Regions from separate parts of the Homo sapiens genome. Here region 1 is linked to region 2. A link is an interaction called in ENCODE POLR2A ChIA-PET data of the cell type or tissue named here. Cell type or tissue: GM12878. All regions are shown on one strand. Each heading gives the region's core, and the rest is flanking DNA. Links, peaks and the distances in the headings are about the cores only.

What was found. ChIA-PET counts read pairs that join two places held together with the same protein. Peaks named below come from ENCODE experiments on the same cell type or tissue, not always from the same donor. Only the 100,000 strongest peaks of a DNase experiment are listed, where the experiment ranks them.
Region 1: POLR2A ChIA-PET joins it to region 2 with 5 read pairs; 5 of 35 experiments call an interaction of 5 or more read pairs at or near these places.

Annotation. Positions count from the first base shown.
Region 1 is chr4:99,569,362-99,579,871 of GRCh38, forward strand. It overlaps MTTP (microsomal triglyceride transfer protein), which reads left to right and starts at 5,463. Exons shown (of 18, transcript NM_001386140.1): 1 at 5,463-5,609. The coding sequence starts at 5,549. In GM12878, for the core only: no CTCF peak of the experiment used is centred there; DNase peaks (open chromatin) are centred at 5,749 and 5,860; H3K4me3 peaks cover 297 bases; H3K27ac peaks cover 447 bases.
Region 2 is chr4:99,845,643-99,856,152 of GRCh38, forward strand. It overlaps DAPP1 (dual adaptor of phosphotyrosine and 3-phosphoinositides 1), which reads left to right. Exons shown (of 9, transcript NM_014395.3): 4 at 7,576-7,706. Among named protein-coding and RNA genes, the nearest start is that of DAPP1, 34 kb to the left of the region's middle. In GM12878, for the core only: no CTCF peak of the experiment used is centred there; DNase peaks (open chromatin) are centred at 1,929, 2,999, 5,649 and 6,653; H3K4me3 peaks cover 2,730 bases; H3K27ac peaks cover 5,425 bases.

The DNA of each region.
Region 1 (10,510 bases), core at 1,436-9,435, 280 kb before region 2:
GGAGATTGGAAAAGAAAAAAAGAATTAGGTAAAAACAAAAGTAACCTAAATAAAGTATGAATTTTAGTTAATAATATATTAATATTGGTTTATTAATAATAACAAATCAACTACACTAATGTAAGTTATTAACAGAAGTAACTGTGCAGGCTATATGAGAAATCTTTGTGTTATTTTAGCAATTTTTCTGTAAATCTAAAACTGTTATAAACAATAAACCTATTTTAAAGTAACATATACATTATACAATGTGAGAAAATATAATGGCAAAAAAAGAAAATGCAAGCACAAACTATATTCCGTCTCTCAGGGATAATAATTATTAAGGTGTTCAGTGAATATTGTTCTAATCCTTTTTCTGTGCTCATATGTATGTATATTGTTTAAACAAGAAATCTCAAACCATATCTACATCTGCTGTTTACCAGACTGCTTCCTTTACTTACTAAGATATGGTAAATATACTATATTTACAAGTTTACATATTTACATATACCAAACTATACAAAATACACACTTTTATAGTATTATTTTAAAATGGCTTCATGGAATTCTGTTGAATTGATACGCCATAATTTATTGAACTATTTTTGTCATTAACCAAACATGGTATCCAAATTTTCACTATACCACAAAGTTCCTTGTGACACCATTTTTAATGTTTTTTTTTTGTGCACTTTATGCCTAACTCCACAAGACACTGTTATTAAGAGCCAGTGTGTTTCTCCACCATACTTTCTTTGCTCTTCATCCCTTCTTGCATCTCAGATTTTATCTGGGGTCAATTTTTTTCTAATTGAAGCAGATTTTTAAAGATGTCATTTGGAGGAGTCCTTTACTGGTAAATTTTCAGTTTTAGTTTTTCTGGAAAATCTCTATTTCAAGTTTATACTTAAAAGACATCTTTACAGAATATATATAGAATACTTAATTCACAAGTATTTTCTCTCAGCACATTGAAGACAACATTCTAATGTCTCCTAATTTTCATTGATACTGTTAATAATTTAGTAGTTGTCTGCTTCTCTTTCTTCTTGAAAATAATCTGTCCTCTCTATCTAGTTCCTTTAAATATCTTCTCTCTCTCTCTGATATTCTGCAGTTTAATTATGATGTATCTACTTGTGTGTATGTGTGTTTTAAAAATTATCCTGCTTAAGACTTATTGAGCCTCGTGAATCTGTGGATTGGTATCTGTGATAGGCAGACAATGGCTCCCCAAAGATCTTAAATGTCTTAATCTCCAGAACCTGTGATAGTCTAAGTTAAGGTTGTAGATGAAATTAAAGTTACCAATCCACAGACCTCAGGGTAAAAAGATTATCCTGGATTATTTAGGCAGGCCCAGTATAATCACAAGGATTCATAAAACGGAAGAGGGAGACAGAAGAGATGGTCAGAGTGATATGAAGTAAAAAGGATTCAGCTTACTCTTGCTGGATTTGTAAATGCAGGAAGGGACCACGAGTCAAGGAATGCAGGTAGCTTCTAGAAGCTAGAAAAGGTAAGAAACAAATTCTCCCCTAAAGCCTCCAGAAAGGGATACACCTGCCAATACTTTCATTTTATCCCTGTGAGACCAGTGTTAGACTTCTGACCTCCAAGAGTATAAGACAATAAATCTGCTGTTTTAAGCCACTAAGTTTTGTGGTAATTTGTTATGGTAGCTATGGAGAACTGATACAGTGCCTTTCAATAGTTCTTGGAAATTCTTCAAATATATTCCCCAAATATTGCCTTTGCACCACTCACTCTATCCTCTATATCTCTTGACCTCTCTTTAACATTTTTTATTTTCTTATTTTGGTAATTATTTAAAACAATTGGCTTCTTGTTCCACTTCAAATAAATTCATATTTTTATATCTACATATTAAGAATTAGTTCATAAATGTAATTGTTGTATCGTATATACTTTAAAAGGAAAATTGCATTTATACTTGGATATTATTATATTTTAGGTTTTGAAATTTCTTTTTTTAAATGTCTGATAAATTTATTCTGATCAAAATTAAAATCTTATTGTATTTACAGTAGTCTACTAAAAGAGTTTACATCAATTCTCTCCTTTAAATGCTAGCAATTCAGTTTTGTGTGGTCAAAGATAATTTAGAATCCTTTTATGGTAACTGATATGATACAAAGGATTTTTTTGGTTGTTGTCAAATTTGTATGTGCGTATATATGTATAGGGGGTAGAAAATTTGGTTAGTGACTCTATTTTGGAAAAATGAATGTTCTTTTTGGAGTTTTAGATTCCCAGTGTTTCAAACCAAGTTTGCTTTTGATAAGGAATTCAGTGAATCTTTATTTTCTCGTAGAGAATTTTTAAACAATACCTTTCAAAATATTGTATGTATTCCTATATAATTTTGCCTTGGAATAAAAAAAGTCATCACATTAAGAATATTTTTAACTTAAGAAATTTTTTCAAGATTCTTTCAAAATGCTAACTCCCTCATTGATTTGAAAATACTTTTAGAGTTTAAACTATTATGACCATGTAGGGATAACTTAAAGTGTCCTTCTAAATTTTTTTTTCATTAATGTCATGCTTCTTTCTAAGAACAAAGTGTTTCAATGTTATAAACAGACTGTTTTTTCACATAGCTTTCATACATCCTGACTTTCTATATCTAGTAGGGTAATACATTTCCTTCCAACCTTTAGTGGGGTGAAGTTCATTTGTCTTCTAATCTAAGAAAATACGTTAACTCCTGACAACCTCTGACACTCAACAGAAACACAACTGTACTTTGGAATTAATCATCCATCTTTATTTCATAGTCTCCTTATTTATCAATGCAAATGGAAGTATAGCAAATATTTCACAGTGTCATGTACTACCTAAGGAATTTCATTGCAATAGCATTGTTTTGAAATGTATCATTTGATTTTGATCTAACTATCATAGATCAGTTTTACCCCTGTATGTTCAGCCTGAATGTCTAACCACAATTTCACAAAAATCAAGGGCTCTGTTAGTTTTCATACAAAATTGTGATGACTTATTATGAAGACAGTCCCAATTAACAATTGCATGTCATCTGTAAGAAATCAATTTTTTTCTCACTCCCCACCTGTAATTTTTTTTAAGCAAAGAAGAATACTTGGGTCTAGGTTTCAAGGTTTATTTTTCTGTAGTCCTAATATCACTTCAGTAAATTAATCTGAGACTCATTTTTCTAATATGTCAAATGACTGTTGTAAGGATTATTATAAAAACGTAAGGTGATTAACAAAGTATGTAATTGTTCCATAGATGGCAGCTCTTGTTTTTTTACTGTGCTTTGCTTCTGCCCTGCTTCACATATTATGTAAAATAGCTGGTGAGTTTTAGGAGGTAGTGCTCACATGTTTGCACAGTGTTTGCTGTGGACGATCAACAGTAACAGAAGAGCATACTTCTTCGATACACAGAGTTTACTGAATTTGGAAAGGCTTTGGCATTCTTATGTCATCTGTAATGAAACAATCTCCAGAAGTCTTTTCTAAAATGTCCTTGTAAAAAGAAAAAAGTTATGTTTATATTTTATAAAAGGATGATGTTATTTATAACCAGCAGAAGCAGCCTTATTTGAACATCTTATGTTGAAATTGCTACTTAATACAGTGACTCATAGGAGCTTTCTAGTGGAAATCAAATGCTCAAATGAAATAGAATTTAGTTTGTTAGGCAATAGTGATATGTCTTTTATTGGTTGGACTCTGGAAAACACTTGACAACGAATAGTACTTTACCCGAAGGGCACGTATCATGCACCACATAGCCTAACCACAAACATTAAAGGTCTTGTAACTGTGAGCCTCAAATGAAAATACATAAGGACAGCTCTCATACAATCAAATACAATACAAACTAGCTTTTAATTTAAATAAATATGTAAGTAAAGTTCAAGTGACTATAATGATTTTATATCCCTATGTATGTATCACAGAAATTGTGGCAAACTGTAGAAATCTATTCAAATGGAAAGTAACAAAGCACTTTCACATTGCCTTGTATTCAAAATCCCTACTCTTCATAAAAACTTATATTTCTTTAACAAAGCTACTTTTCTGTTTAACTCCCGGAAAACTTCGTATTTATAACTTAAGGGGGTTTCTCCAACCAAACAATTTATTTTTGCTAGGTACTATAGCTATATTTTTTATACAAAATTTGTGACAGCAAATGAAATTCTAATCCCAATAGAAGAACAAACAATTTTCATGTTTCGATCTTCATATATATAATTCAAGAGGAAATATGCTTAACTTTGTAGATTTTTACATTTTAAATTGCATTGTGTCTGTATCAAGTCTACTATCTTTTACCTAGATTGTCTGGAAGATTTAAGCTCAAGGTTACGGTTTGAGAAAAGGGTTTTGAGAGTGACCAGGATAGATTTAAGAATTCATTTTATACTAAAATATGGCCATAAATATTTTTAAATACATTCAAATAGCCCTTTGCTGGCACATTTTTTCCCTTCTTTGCCAAAACATTCCCACAGGCGGCCTAAGTCACCTCATTTTATAGGTTTAGTAGGTTTAGCAGGCTTTATGTGCTCTAGTAGGGTTAGTAGGTTTTGTTCATATCAGGTCTCTCTCATGGGAGTTTCCAGGGACAAGGATTGCTTCAGTTAGTATGGCCTTAGCCATACTAGGGTATTTGCTTTAATTCTACAGAAGTTTTCTAATTAATATTCTGTAGCAAAAGAACTAAGATCTGGAATTCCCCCTCTTAATCTCTTCCTAGAAATGAGATTCAGAAAGGACAGGACTGCATCCAGCCTGTTTGGGAACTCAGACAAATGTGTGTTGTCACAGACACAAATAGAGGTCTACTATGAAATAATTGGCTTGCTAGTGTGCTAATGACAGACAATGCTGATTTGCTCCAACCTCATACAGTTTCACACATAAGGACAATCATCTATGTTTCATGAAAGTTCTATCTACTTTAACATTATTTTGAAGTGATTGGTGGTGGTATGAATTAACAGTTTAAATTTAAATCCTAAAATTCAGTGTGAATTTTTTATAATAGCATAAAAATTCAAAGATGTCCATACAAGAAAAATTAAAATTTGGTTAGGTTTAGCAGAGTTTGAGAATCCTTACTACCCTCCCACATAGTATTGTAATGTGAATATAGGCAGTTACTATTACAGGCATAATGATGATTATGTATTAAGCAGAAAGAAGTATCACCACCAGTTTTTTTCTTTGAATGCCCCTCAGTACTTCTGCATTTATAGGATGGTAGACTGGTTTGGTTTAGCTCTCAAAAGTGAAAACATTTAAAGTTTCCTCATTGGGTGAAAAAAATTAAAAAGAGTGAGAGACTGAAAACTGCAGCCCACCTACGTTTAATCATTAATAGTGAGCCCTTCAGTGAACTTAGGTCCTGATTTTGGAGTTTGGAGTCTGACCTTTCCCCAAAGATAAACATGATTGTTGCAGGTTCTGAAGAGGGTCACTCCCTCACTGGCTGCCATTGAAAGAGTCCACTTCTCAGTGACTCCTAGCTGGGCACTGGATGCAGTTGAGGATTGCTGGTCAATATGATTCTTCTTGCTGTGCTTTTTCTCTGCTTCATTTCCTCATATTCAGCTTCTGTTAAAGGTAAGTTTGTGTTGCCTTTTGCTAAACTTTAATTTCCATCTTTGGAGTTGGAGGCAGATACGTGCGTGTGTGTGTGTTTGTGTGAGTGAATAGTGAAAGAGTTTCTGACTAAACTATCTTCAAAACCATGTAACTTTGGAATGTTTGTGAAAGCATGGCTGAGTTGAAATGAAAACCAAATTCAAATCCCTACAAACATTAAGAAAACAGATATTTCTTTTAGTTTCAGTTCCTCAGACCAGTGTGTTCTTGCTTCAATTTCTCATTCATGGTCTGTTTTTAAAAGAAGGAAAAAAGATACCCACTATTGTTACCTGCTGTTGTTGGTCACATTGAATGCAGCTCCTTCATTTGAATTGTAAATGAGGATTTTTTTTAAAAACCGAGTTCTTAAATTTTCTTTTAGTTGCTTAGCAATGTGACCTCAAGAAGAATTAGACCCAATGAAAAAGGCATTTGATTTGCCAAAGAATTATGAATGAAATGGCACAACATATATTTAATTCCGTTACAATTAAAAAATGATAGAATTCATAGTGAATTAAAGAAAATTAAATTTCCTGATACAGATTTAAGAAATAAGACATTATCTTTGGAAAAATAATGTTGCTACTTACAGTTTCTATTTTAAGATGAAATTAATTTTAAAAATACATATGAATTAATACCATTGAAAAGGCAAGTGAAAAAACATTTTATGAGGAATGGTTTCATAAAACTGTTGTGAAGTGTATTAATATAGAATCATGTTTCAGATCAGCTACATTATAAACATCGGTTTTCCAAATGCTGCATTGTGTAAAATGATCACTTTTTAGTTTCTTAGGAAGACACACTGTTAAAAACCAATTGATATAACAACATAGCGTTATAGGGACCAATTTTAAAACCATGTACTCTAAGTAATTGATAGAAAACAATTCACTTATAAACTTATAAAACCTGTTAGGGATAAATGTGGCTTTTGATATTAAAGTAAAGTTTGCCTCAGGATTTTTTGTGTAGAAAATTTCCACATGAGGAAAAAAACCTAATCTTCATTATTGGAGCAATAGAGGGTTAAATTTAAACCAATTCACCTCAGCAAATCACACTGTAGGTTCTTGAACTAAAGAAAATATTTTCACCAATTTCTAAATATTTACTATTTAAACATACAGTTCTTACTTGGACAAAAGAAATTTTTTAATGAGAAGAAGATTTATAAATTATATCTGACTGAGAGTGTTATATAGAGGACTTACTATTTCATCTGCCAAATAAACTGTTGAGTAGTCAAAATATGTGTGATTTAAATACCATAGTATCAAACCTAATACCATAAGTATTTTGAGAAAAATAATTGAGACATGGTACTTATCATGAGCTTCTCCTGTTTTCCCATTTTATAAACTAGAACATTGGGTGACCTCATGTTTTCAAATATACTTATAAAAAATTTAAGGCCGGGCGTGGTGGCTCACGCCTGTAATCCCAGCACTTTGGGAGGCCGAGGCGGGCGGATCACGAGGTCAGGAGATCGAGACCATCCCGGCTAAAACGGTGAAACCCCGTCTCTACTAAAAATACAAAAAATTAGCCGGGCGTAGTGGCGGGCGCCTGTAGTCCCAGCTACTTGGGAGGCTGCGGCAGGAGAATGGCGTGAACCCGGGAGGCGGAGCTTGCAGTGAGCCGAGATCCCGCCACTGCACTCCAGCCTGGGCGACAGAGCGAGACTCCGTCTCAAAAAAAAAAAAAAAAAAAAAAAATTTAAATATACACATACACTAGACAATGGCATAATTGGGAAATGGCATAAATGAGAAAATGTGGTTTAGAATATTATAGGTAGCTACAGTTTATTGTAAACAAGCTTAGTAGTAAATCTAGATTTTTAAAGCTTGAAACATATATAATTTAGGGGCCACTTTTGAGAAAAGATTACAAAAATATCTTACTATTGCAAAGGTTACTGAAAAAGATATGGCATGTGGATACATTGCTAGGGTCCACTTCTGGAGTCTTTGGAAGGATCCTGGGCAAGAGAGCTTAAGCTTCATCAGCATCATGGTACGTTGCTTATGCTGATATCATAAATTAAAAGTGTACAACTTGAGAGCTTCTTTACCTAGATGGAATAACTTTTTGCATTATGGTACCATGATTTAATTATAGATTCTTTGCCCTTGTAACAACTGACATTAATTAGCAAACAACTTGTGAAGAGTTTACCTTAAAATCAGTCCATTTAAAATTTGGGGATCCCATGCCTCATTGCCTCAAAACTCATCTCTAAATTACCAATGCAACTGTTTGGTAAATCCTCAGATCTGGGTGGATGTTGAAGGGCAGGTTAGAATCTAAAGAAAATTGAGGCTGGGTGTGGTGGCTCATGCCTGTAATCCCAGCGCTTTGGGAGGCCAAGGTGGGTAGATCACTTGAGGTTGGGAGTTCGAGACCAGTCTGACCAACGTGGAGAAACCCCATCTCTGCTAAAAACACAAAATTAGCCAGGCATGGTAGCGCATGCCTGTAATCCCAGCTACTCAGGAGGCTGAGGCAGGAGAATTGCGTGAAACTGGGAGGTGGAGGTTGCAGTGAGCTGAGATCACACCATTGCACTCCAGCCTGGGCAATAAGAGCGAAACTCTGTTTCAAAAAAAAAAAAAAAAAGAAAGAAAAGAAAGAAAGGAAGGAAGAAAAGAAAAAGGAAAATTGAATGGCAGATTGGAATCTGAAGAGGGTATTAGGATTAGGATAAAAGAGCACATCTATATGATTTGCTGTGTGAACTTTCTAAAGACTCAAGTTTTCCCTACTTTTTCTTAATTATACTTTGTCATGGTTGGACTATTTTCAGCGCCTTCTCTGTGTTTTCCTTATATAGTATTTTTACCTTCTATTTAATTTTGTCACCTTTAAACCTGTACACTTCCTTCATTTCCAGTCTTTCTCTCAATCCCTCACCCCACCCTTACTTTTTAGTCAATTTTTATTAATCATCTTCCAGTTCTTTTTTCTTCTTACCCTTCATCTTCTTTTTTAACTTCTGACCCTTTAGTTTTCTGTTGGGTTCATAAATGCCATTACCTATCACCCTTATCATCACTGCATGTCTCTTCAAACCTCACCAATAACTCAGCTCTGCTTTGTCTTCTTGACTAAGCCAGTTATCAGTGATTGTACTCATATAAATCTGACAAAGGAGTATTTAAAAAATATTTCTTGAAGATTCAAAACTAACAGTTTTGTTGCTTTTAAGTCACTTAAAAATTCTAAATGCACTTGAAGGGCAAATGAAAGAGATTCTGACTTTTTTGGCTAATATTACTTTCTGTTTTGGTTTTATCTAACAACAGTTATCAAAAAATATTACTATACATACTCTGAAGAGCACTATCCTACAAAAGGAATTAAGTCAACAATATAAATGGGACATGCCCCAATGCCCAGTGTTGCCAGATCTCTGCAAAGCATAAACAGAGAAATACTTATCAAAAAGGAAAGTATAAGAGGATGACACTCTAGCACAGTCCACCTTATTTGAACCGTTTTAGGCTTTATCTCCTGTTGAAAGAGGTAGGAAACAGTTTGGAGGAATAAAGGGCCCATTCTTTTCTGTGCTTTAACATTTCCTACTCATAGTCAAAAATTGATTTATTATATGGCCAGTAAAGTAGAGGTAAGAAAAGAAGTGAATAACATAATAGTTTGGAAAGCTTTGGAATTTAAGAAAGGTTACCTTCCTACAAATGTTTCGTAGTTATTTTAACCAGAGGACACCTTAATATAGTCCACAGAACTTGGATTTTGGTAAATTTAAACATCAAATCTGCATTATATTTGCTATGTTGGGTTGAACTTGGGGTCAGCTTCTATCTGCTGTCACACAATGCTTACTTTTCAGAATTGCTCTGAGGATTAGATAAGACAACATGTATTTCCTTTATGCCCTATGTGGAATTTGATAGGTGTCATAAAAAGAAGGCCTCCTGACCGAAATATTTTTCCTGACCAGAAAGCCAGTATTTGAACCCGCTATAGAGTCCCCAATTACAATGCAGAAGACATAGAGATAAGAGGGAATCCCAGTCTTCATCCCCTTCAAGGTTTTTCCTGACTCTCTTTGCCTTCTGTGTCTCACACCTCAGTTTCTGCCTGACTTGGTGCTTGGACACAGCTTGGTTTTGTGTATACACATAGATCCTTTCATACTTCCTTCTCCTGGCTCTTCTTGATTCCTATGAAAATGCTTGTCCCTTTTCTTTGAAGGTTCGACAGATTATGTGACTTCACTACCCAAAATTCTATGGCAGCGTCCCATCTCACTCAAACTCCCCAAATCTTCCTGCCACCCATAGGTACCTCCTTTACCTTGTCTCCTTCACTGTGTCTTTTACTTATTTATTTCCAGCCTCTTTGGTCTCCCTGCTCTTCCTCCATTACACCTGCAGGAGCCCTCCTCGGGGCCTTTGCACTTGCTGTTTCCTCTGTGAGGGGAAGGGGTAGAAAGGGTAGGAGTTGGGGGAGGGGGATGCCCTTCCCACAGATATCCATGTAGCTCACCGAAAACCTTTGTCCAAAATGTCACCTTTCCACAGAGGTTTTTCTCTCAGCATCTCCATTCCCTTTCCTGCTTCAGTTTTCTTTATGAGCACTTCTATCATACTATATAACTTGCTTATGTACTCATTTTTTTATTGCCCTTCTCCATCGCATTTAAATGTACCTTCCAATTTACATTTACAAAGGGTAGAAAATTTACAAAGGGTATTAAATTTACAAAAGGTAGAAACTTTGTCTGCTGGTTGGGTGCGGTGGCTCACACCTGTAATCCCAGCACTTTGGGAGGGTGAGGTGGGTGGATTGCTTGAGCTCAGGAGTTCAGGACCAGCCTGGCCAACAAGGCAAAACCCTATCTC
Region 2 (10,510 bases), core at 1,012-9,011:
CCTATTGTTCTAAAGAGTGTGAATCAACTTTAACTTCTGCCTTTGTATTTATTGTTATTCCCATTTTATTTACATGAATTGCTATTTCAGAAATTATACCAGAGGAAACTTTAAAACATAAAAAGGCTGAAAAGAAAACATCCCCCTAAATATACAGGCTCATCTTAGTCATGTGTCTTCAGCAAGGATATCAAACAGCCTGTCTAAGTATAACAAAGTAAAATAAAATTTACAGCTTGAGAGAGAAACTGAAAGAAAGGGAAAATGAGAGGTAAGATCAAATGACAGCAGGAACAAAGTATTTCAAATGAATATTGTACATTTACAGGAAGCAGTACAAGCATTTGGTAATGAAGCTTCTCGATGTTTTTTTCCCCTTATTTGGGCCTGTATGCTTAGTTAGATTTACAGGATGTTAGAATTGAAAGGGAGCTCAGGGACTATTGCATTTTTCCTTTATAAATGAAGAAACTGAGGCCTGGTTAGAAATGGGGAAGCAAAAACTCACATCTCCTTTCTCAAGCTGCCTCCTAAAGAATCAATTTCTTCAAACTTTGATTTATACATGTCAACTCTTGCCCACAATACAGCACAGTATTTCACATGCCCTAGAAGTTTCCATGGTGACTAGATTGAGGCTGAGAATAATTATGGTATAATGAGTAAACACACAAATTCTAAGTTTCAACTCCAGCCTCTGCCATTTGCCGGCTCTGTGTGTCTCCTCAGGTAAGTTAAATAATCTCTCTGAGCTTCAGTTTCATCATCTTATGAAACTGATTAGATGGTAGTAGCTCATACTTTAATGACTTATTGTGAAGATTGAATGAAATTAGGCACATAGGACATTTGGAATGATTCTTAGCATAGTATAAGTATTCAATAATTATTATTCATATTTAATAAAATGCTTTTATGGTTATTAATTCCATCAGATTCTATGCAAAAGCTGTACGTTCTTTGATAAATAATAAAGAATTAGTTTAGGGACAATTGAATTTGCATTTATCAAATGTTTGTGATGTCCTCTTCAAACTTTAATCTAGTTCCATAGTGGACTCATATAAGTGGTAGAATCAAGTGAGCACTCCAAAAATAGTGACTTGACTTGGATATTTGAACAGAATTTTCTCCTACACTGACTAACTGGTATGTCTCTCCTAGTTCAGTGCACTTCACCCTATGAGACTGGAAATTAAATATTAAAACCCCTTCACATGTAAATGAACAAGGCTTAAAGTCCATTTGCAGAGCAGGTGGCAAAGAAGGAAGGAAAAAGATCTTGAATAACCCTATTCTCTCCCACCAACCCCAAGAAATCTACTTCTCATTGGAAGGAGGGGAGAGAGGAACTCATTATGCCAGTTGCAGAGCTTATTTTCTGAACCTGAGGGCAGTAATGAAACACGGATGGACATGATCTGATTTTAATTTAATTCAACAAAATGTTTTGAGTGAAATGGCCCTGTGAGCCACTGATAACATAGAAAGATAAATCAGATATTATTCTTGCCTTCAAACACCTTACAGGCTAGCTGGGGTACCTGATGAATAAGCACTGACCTCACTGCATAAAATAAATACTCTAAACAAAAGTTTTTCTTTAGGAGTTTTGTGTACCCTGTGCTACACTCTATTTCAGATACCAAACCAATGCCTAAGAATTGAGACTGTTCTTACTCTCTTTCTGAGTTCCTGCTGGAATACAAGATAAAGGGTCCTTCAATGCAATTTCATATTATTGCATACAGTTATATATGTAACTCTTACACATAACTGTAAGTTACCATTCAGTCAAAGTAAATGGAAATGCCTGCCTTGGTCCAGCTCTGATCATCTCAAAAACATACCTCCGCTAAGCATGGCTGAAACCAGGTTTCATGTCAAAGGCAGGAAACAATAGTCACCTTTACGTAGTTCAGAAACTGAAGTGAAACTTATAGCCAAGTTTCCAAGGCCTGTGGTTACTGGTCTTCCTCATTCTTCTTGCTCTGCTACCCCTGCCTCCTGTTGCCTTTTTCTAAATCTCCCAGCTGAGTCCTGGAGTTCATTTGGTCTGAATCTCAGTAACCCAGGGTCCCTTTCTTCCCGAGCTGAGGCACTAACTTGGACCTTGGAGGCAAAGTATTAAGAGTCTGTGGTAGCGACAGTAGATAAGTTTGTTTGTTTGTTTGTTTGTTTGTTTGTTTTGAGACAGAGTCTCACTCTGTTGCCAGGCTGGAGTACAGTGGCGCCATCTCGGCTCACTGCAACCTCTGACTCCCTGGTTCAAGCGATTCTCCTGTCTCAGCCTCCCGAGTAGCTGGGATTACAGGCATGCGCCACCATGCCCGGCTAATTTTTGTATTTGTAGTAGAGACGGGGTTTCATCATGTTGGCCAGGATGGTCTTGATCTCCTGACCTCATGATCCGCCCCCTCGGCCTCCAAAAGTGCTGGGATTACAGGCATGAGCCACCGCGCCCGGCTGATAAGTTTCTTTTGATTGGAAATGACAGAAACCAGCTCTGGCTAGCTGGGTTTTTTTGGTCTTGTTTTTGATTTTGTTTTTAAGTGAGTAGGGTACAAGAACAGGGAACAGGAGCAGAATTTTTTTTTTTTTTTGTGATGGGGTCTCACTCTGTTGCCCAGGCTGGAGTGCAGTGGCACGATCTCGGCTCACTGCAACCTCCGCCTCCCGGGTTAAAGGGATTCTCCTGCTTCAGCCTCCCAAGTAGCTGGGACTACAGACGCATGCCACCACGCCTGGCTAATTTTTGTATTTTTTTTAGTAAAGACGGGGTTTCACCGTGTTAGCCAGGATGGTCTCCATCTCCTGACCTTGTGATCCGTATGCCTCGGCCTCCCAAAGTGCTGGGATTACAGGCATGGGCCACCGCGCCCTGCCCAGGAGCAGAATTTTTTAAAAGGATATTAACAATATACCCTCCCAGAATTTAAGGGCAAGTTGAACAACCAAGAGACAACAAGGAATCTGCTTAGTAATCATGGCAAGTCTGAGGCTTTCAGTCAATTGATGTGTCTGTCTTGATTCATCTCTGATCGTCTCAGAAGTGTACCTCCGCTCAGCCTTTCTGAAACCAGGTTTCATGTCAAAGGCAGGAAACAATAGTCTACTTCATGTAGTTCAGAAATTGAGTTGGTGGACCTTCTCTCTAGAGAAGCAATTAAGTGGATCCCCAAGAAGTGAATCCAATTAGTGTGACCAGGTCAGGTATTCGAGGGCCGGGCCAGGTCTGGAGGTATAACATGGTTATAGGGAACCTATCTCTGTATACTGGGAGGTACAATCTCTGCAGAAGGGGAAATCATTAAGCCTCACAGCCATGCCAAGAAGTCTGTATATTGGCTCTTCCTTGGGCAAGAATAGTCATCTAAGGAGAACTGTCTTTTAGGACACCAGATTTTTATCAGTATAAGTTGCCGTTTTATAAGTACTTTGTCATCTTCATCTCACAATTTAGTTTAGCCTCATTTGTGGGGTTACTAGTTAAAATCAATCTACAGTCAGTTTTACTCTCTTGGTTGACTCAATGCCATTTTCCTTTGTTTTACTTTTGTTGAATTAAACTTTAGAGGAGGTTTTCAAAATAGAATTTGGGTTCCTCCAACAGAGATTTGAAAAGTTATGCCTGCGGTTATTGTCCTTTCTTGCCTCAGGCCTGGAGAATTGTGGACCTGGGAGGCTGGTTCATCCCAGGTTCTTTCTTGGTTCAAGCCTGCATTACTGTAGCATTCATTCATTAATTCATTCACTCATCTGCCTTCATTATGTCAGAAACTCTATCAAGTGGTAGGGATACAAAGATAAATTTGACTGATAGGTGCGCTGAAGAGGCTCACAGAGGTTGGAAATGCACACGTTGGAAAGGCAGTGGCTGTCTAATACCAAGAGGTGACAGCACTGCAGGCTCAGGCAGCAGCCCAGCCCAGAGATCCTTACCCTGCAGCGCAACTGGCCCCGGTGGCTATTTCTCCTCCAGGGACTGATACTGTGGTAGGAGGATAATGCCCCCACAGGACGTCCACATGTCTCCCTGGACCTGTGAATATATTGTTACATGGCAAGAGGGAATTAAGTTTGCAGATGGAATTAAGGCAGCTGATCAAATAACTTTGGGGTGGGGAGATTATCCTAGATGGTCTAAGTAAGACCACTGTAATTGACAGGGTCCTCATAAGTAGTAGGGAGCCAGAAGGGAGAGAACCAGAAAGATGGCAGCAGGAGAAGGATCTGACTGGCTGTTACTGGCTTTGAAGACAGAGGAAAATGGCCACAAGTCAAGACATGAGGGCACCTCTGAAAGCTGGAAAATGCAAAGGAATGAATCCTCCCTAGAGCCTCCACTAGGAAAGCAGCCTTGCCAGTTTTAGACTAGTGAGACCCATTTCGAACTTCTGACTTCCAGAATTGTAAGATGATAAATCTGAGTTGTTTTAAGCTGTTATGTTTGTGGCAATTTGCTACAATAGCAATAAAAAATTAGGCCAGGCACAGTGGCTCACGCCTGTAATCCCAACACTTTGGGAGGCCGAGGCGGGTGGATCACCTGAGGTCACGAGTTCGAGACCAGTCTGGCCAACATGACGAAACCCCGTCTCTACTGAAAATACGAAAATTGGCCCGGTGTGGTGGTGGATGCCTGTATTCCCAGCTACTTGGGAGGCAGAGGCAGGAGAATCGCTTGAACCTGGGAGGCAGACGTTGCAGTGAGCTGAGATCGTGACATTGCACTCCAGCCTGGGTGACAGAGCAAGACTCCGCCTCAAAAAAAAAAAATTAACACAGGTATTATTATGTGAAGTGTGTGCCTGGTCGTATCAACTAAGTACATCTTTCTGGAGTGTCATTTAAAGCATTATTTTCATATTAAGTATTAAATATATGAAGTAGAATGAAAATTAAGCATCAACTTTGAAGATAAAGTATAAGAGTTCAAAATGTATCTAATTTGGGAGCTGCTTTGATCCCTAGGCTTCAGTTCCCCTCTCCTCTTCTGTAAGGTGAAAGTGTTTGAGAGGCACCAATTTAACTATAGTTAATCACAAGTAGTGATTACTAGACTACCACCATTTTTATTCCTAGCAGAATGTTGCGTCTAGGTCTTTTTTAAGATTTCAAAATCCATGTCCCCAAAGATGCAATCATTCAAATTTTATTTAAGGATTTAAAAATATTCTGTCAAAGAATAATAATATCTAATATGTTATCATTCTCCCACAAACATTTATTTGGTGCCTTCTGAAGGAAGCATAATTATTCTCACTAGTAAGGAGCAGAAGCTTGTAATGGTTGTCCAAGGCCGATAAGTACTGAATGGCGGTAGTGACAATTGAACCCTGTTCCTCTGCCTGTGCATCCAGTGCTCTTTCCAAGGGTCCAGAGTGACTATGAAGCACATCACTGGGAGTGTTTCTTAGGGTTGGGAGCCAGCGCTGAATTTACCATGCATCTACAATGTGAGCACTGTGTTCACAGAGCCCCTGAGCCTGCACAGCAGCTACTCTTGATATAGGTACTGCTGCTTTCATTCTGACTGTAAAACTGTAGCCGGCCCCTTCTCCTCATATGACTGGATCTGTTCTTATGGGAAGATCACATTGACAAAAGAGAGCACAATGTGCAAGAATGGGACGGTTCTGATAATGGCAAAATCTGTTTTTCATTGTGATCCCAATGCTGCAATGCCAATGAGAGACAGAAAGAGGAAGGGCCAGAGGCTTTCATTCTTCTCTGAGGTCGAGATCAGACACCCTCTTCTGGCTTTTCTCAACAGCTTTTCATTTTACAGCAGCACCTTATCTGGGCCCAAGTATCAAAAGCCACAGTTCTGTTTTTGCAGTCAGACATTGTATGTATTCAAGTATCATAGACAGGTTTTGTTTTGTGTAGTTTTTTTTTTTTTTTTTTTTTTTTGAGACAGAGTCTCACTCTGTCACTCAGGCTGGAGTGCAGTGGTGCGATCTCGGCTCACCGCAACCCCCGCCTCCCGGGTTCAAGCAATTTCCCTGCCTCAGCCTCCCGAGTAGCTGAGACTACAGGTGCCTGCCACCACGCTCGGCTAATTTATTTTTGTTTTTATTTTGTATTTTAGTAGAGATGGGGTTTCACTATGTTGGCCAGGATGCTCTCGATCTCCTGACCTCATGATCCACCCACCTCAGCCTTCCAAAGTGCTGGGATTACAGATGTGAGCCACTGTGCCCGGCCTGTTTTGTGTAGATTTATCATTAACATTAGGGTGTTTTTTAACCACAGAGGAGACATTTTTCTTTTTCATTTTCTCACTCTTACTCTAATTCAGGTTCTATACTCTCCAGATCTTTCAAATCTTTTCAAAGACGCCCTTCCTGATGACCCTTGTAAAATATCACCCTCTCCCAACCCTACCTTTTCTATTCTCTATCCCTTTACCATGCCCTATTCATTTTTTCCATAACACTTCTCACACATAAAATATTTTTTAAATTTTTTTTCTGTCTCCTCTACCTAGAACATAAGCTCGATAAGAGCATTTAAACTCCTTTGTGTGCTATTGCATTCCCAGTACCTAGACAAGTGCCTGGCAGAGTGCAAAGCTCTGTAAATATTCGTTGAATGAATTGCTGAATTCTTTACATCTCTTCCATGTCTGGTACAATCTTAGGCTTGCTATAGAAAAGACCCTAGTAAAATTAAAAGCAAGAAACCATAGCAAGAAGAAAAAAAATCCCCTTAAGTTGCCTCTTTTTGTAGTTAGTTTCTAGTTTCTGATTGACTGATTGATTGAGGGAAGGATTTCAAGAAGGAAATGTCAGAAACATAGACTCAGAACTGCTCTGAGCCCTTGGAACAAAGTTCCCCAGCCCCCCATGCCTGGACCCCCTGGGCTGAGCCCTTTTTCTGCCTGGAGGCTCCCCTCTCCAGATGGAAGGGGAAGGAGGCAATCACTTGTGAGCACCAGCTTGTTCAGGTCATGTTCACTTAGTAATGCAAAGACTTTGCTTGGTTACTTTCATTAATTGGGTAGTATCAGAGAGTAGGGAGAATGCTCACTTTTTTGAAATCCACTAATTTGTTACACGTTTATTCGGAAACTGATTGATAGGAAATAAGGGCAATGGAATGGATCTTCCTCTACCCTAGTGCTTTTGTTTAGTCTTGTTCTCATGGCTTTCATAAAGCCTTCCTGGAAAACTTCCAGTTACTACTTAAGATCTAAATCAAATGTCACCTCCTTTATGAAAGCTGTCCTGAATCCTTTCATGGAAAGGTTCTTCAAGCAGTCTGGGGATGATTATCATGCTTTGCTCACACGGCTGCCATTGGTCTCATCACCCTGTTCATTTAAACGACCATATCTGTTACCAGTTCTGAGCACCAGGAGGCCAAGGAACATCTCCATCATGCTTTATATCTCAGTGTCCAGCTTAAGTGCCTTATACCTAATTGGTATTTGATAACTGTTGAGATAATGAGCGAGGGAATACATGAAAAAAACAAAAGACTTTCCAATCCAGCCACAGTTATCCAGTTAGCATTTGGACCTTCCTTCTGGGAACACTGTTCGATTATATATTTTTCATCTTCATTCAGGCACTCTGATGGTTCTAAAACATCCCTACCCAAGAAAAGTGGAAGAACCCTCCATTTATGAATCTGTCCGGGTTCACACAGCAATGCAGACAGGAAGAACAGAAGATGACCTTGTGCCCACAGCACCTTCTGTAAGTGACCTTCAACGTGACCACAAGCTCTCTCCCTGTCTAAAATCAATCAAGTTCAATAAAAGTTAATAAGAGTGTATTTGTTCACATAAAAATTCTAGCTTGGAATATAAAACTTGGAAAGGAATGTGAGATTTGAAGCCTATGACTCAGTTCATCTGGTCCTGGGTAGATCATAAAAATTACAATGCAGCCAGACATGGTGGTTCATGCCTGTAATCCCAACATTTTGGGAGGCCAAGGTAAGAGAATTGCTTGAGCCCAGGAGTTGGAGACCAGCCTGGGCAACATAAACATCTCTACAACAAACTTTAAAAAATATTAGCTGGGCATGGTGGCATGCACCTGTAGTCCCAGCTACTCAGGAGGCTAAGGTGGAAGGATTACTTGAGTCAAGGAGGTTGAGGCTGCAGTGAGCTGTGATTGTGCCACTGCACTCCAGTCTGGGTTACAGAGTGAGACCTTGTCTCAAAACGAACAAATGAAAGCAATGCAATAGTAATAGGATTTTAAATACTTCGAAAATGGAACTTAAATCTCTGTCCTTAGTTAACCAAACAACTTCAAAGTAGAATGGAAAAGAGAAGTTTGCATTCACATAGTTTTCTAAACTGTTTTCTCCTACAATTTTCTTATATTAAGAAAATATATTTTTTTAAATATTTCAACTATCTATGGAAGACAAATATTCTCCACCTTTACTATAAAAACTCAGGGTATTATTTTTTCTAGCTTTTTTTCCTTTACTGACTGAAGTTTACAGACAGAAAACACTTGTGCTTCTTTGCAACGTGAGCCATTGTTCAATTTCAGTGCAATTGGAGCACTCATTGTTTGTCCAAGAGTCCATTTATGTTTGTTCTGTGAACTGTGACTCTGCAGAGGTTCCTCTCCAACACCCTTTTCCCTTCATTATTCTGAAGGCCCTTCTATTTGTTGTCTCTTCCTTGTTTGCTGAATACTCCTGGTATAAGAAACCTCTATTTGGGCAGATGATAAAGAAGATAATACCCAAATAAATATCAAGAACTAATTCTGGATAGTAATCATGACACTTGAAAAATAATCACTTGAAGATATTCAGCTACAAATTATATTAAAATAAGTGTAACTTTCTATATCTGCAGTACTTTTCTCTACCCTTGACCAGAGAGATCTTTCTTAAAAAGAAGGCTTGCCACATGACCTCTGCTTTACATCCTTTGGTGATGCCTTTTGTGTTCATGGCCCACCTGGACCCTGCTTGCCTCTCTGTCTTCATCTCATGCTACTCCCACACTCACACTGTGAAACCTGTCTCTCTCAACATTGTGCTCTTTCTCCTCTCCCTACATCTGAAATGCTGCCAACACCATTGCTATCTACTCATCCCTCAAGACTGGTATCACGGATCATTATCTTCCAGGAAGCCTTTCTTCACCCCCACTAGCTTCTTTTACAATGCTCCTCTTCTGTGCTCCAGAGCACCCTCTGTTTGCCTTTATTCTAAAATTACCATGCTGTGGGCTAATTACCTTCACATCTCTCTGCCCTCCCCACCAGCCAGAAACATCTAAGTACATGAATCATTGCTTGTCCTTGCAGCTTTACAGCCTAGCCTGGCTCATGGCACATCTTACATATTCATTGCAGTGCTACATCTCCTCAGAAATAAAAATCCTGAAAATTGACTGAGAAAGTTATTTTGGCTTTGTTAGAAGTGGGGGAGAAGGCATCAAGAACTCAGAACTTGAGAAATTTAGGAGTGCAAGACAATAAATAGTCCAAAGGCAGAAAAGACCAAAGAACAAATCAAGATCTACTCTGCAACCAATTCTTGTTTTCCAGTTGTCCAGTCCCTTCATAATTTCCTCTTTACCCACCCTTACCCTTAATATAGATCACCAGTCACTTCAACATCTCTTTCATTTGCCCTGTTAGTTTAACTTCACATTCTCCTCTGCTACACTTCCCCTAAAGATCTCCACTCAAGGTCAAACAAACCATGTCCTATTAAGCGTGTTCTTTATCGGCAATAAAATGCAGATAATACCTAATTTGTGAGATTGGTGTGAGCAGAAGATATAGTATCCTTATGCAGAAATAAACCTCTTTAAAGCACATTCTGGAAACCTTGTTACTTACCTTCTTTTCTCACTCCAGCTATCAGATGGATTCACCTCTTTTAAAATGGAGTTTTTAAAATAGTGGTGAGTGATTGGTTGACAATGACTTGAACTCACACTATATAATGACAAGCTTATGAAGTTGATTGTACATCACTATGGACAAAAAAAATGTAAAGGTTTCCTAGAGGATCTGAAATGTTTCTCATTACTTCTCATTGGGGAATCATTGGTGACTGGACCAGTATAGCTGCTGGGGAAAGAGTTCTGGTCTGATCAGAATGCTCTTGTCCCTTATTGAACACAAGTTCTAAGCCTTCATTTGCTACCCCAAATGGCTACATGATGCTGCACCTCCATCTCCAGCCTGAGAGCCCTGAGGGTTTTCAAACTTCTGCATTTTCTTTTTGGGGTGTAGTTCTTGCTCAAGGTCTAGCAGTGGAGGAAGAGAATTAAAAGAACTTCTTGTTTGAAGCGAAAGTGAAAGATGCCCCACTGCCCAGAAATGCAGATGACTGTGTATAACTGTTTAACATCTTTTAGTAACTGCATTTGGGGAAATTGCTATTTATGTCTTATAAACAACATAGCATTGAGTTCCCATGATAGGATTAAATTTAATTAATTCATTTATTAAACAAACTTTTTTTTTTTAAAGTGCTTCCAATACACTCAGAACTGTTTTAAGCACTGGGAGTT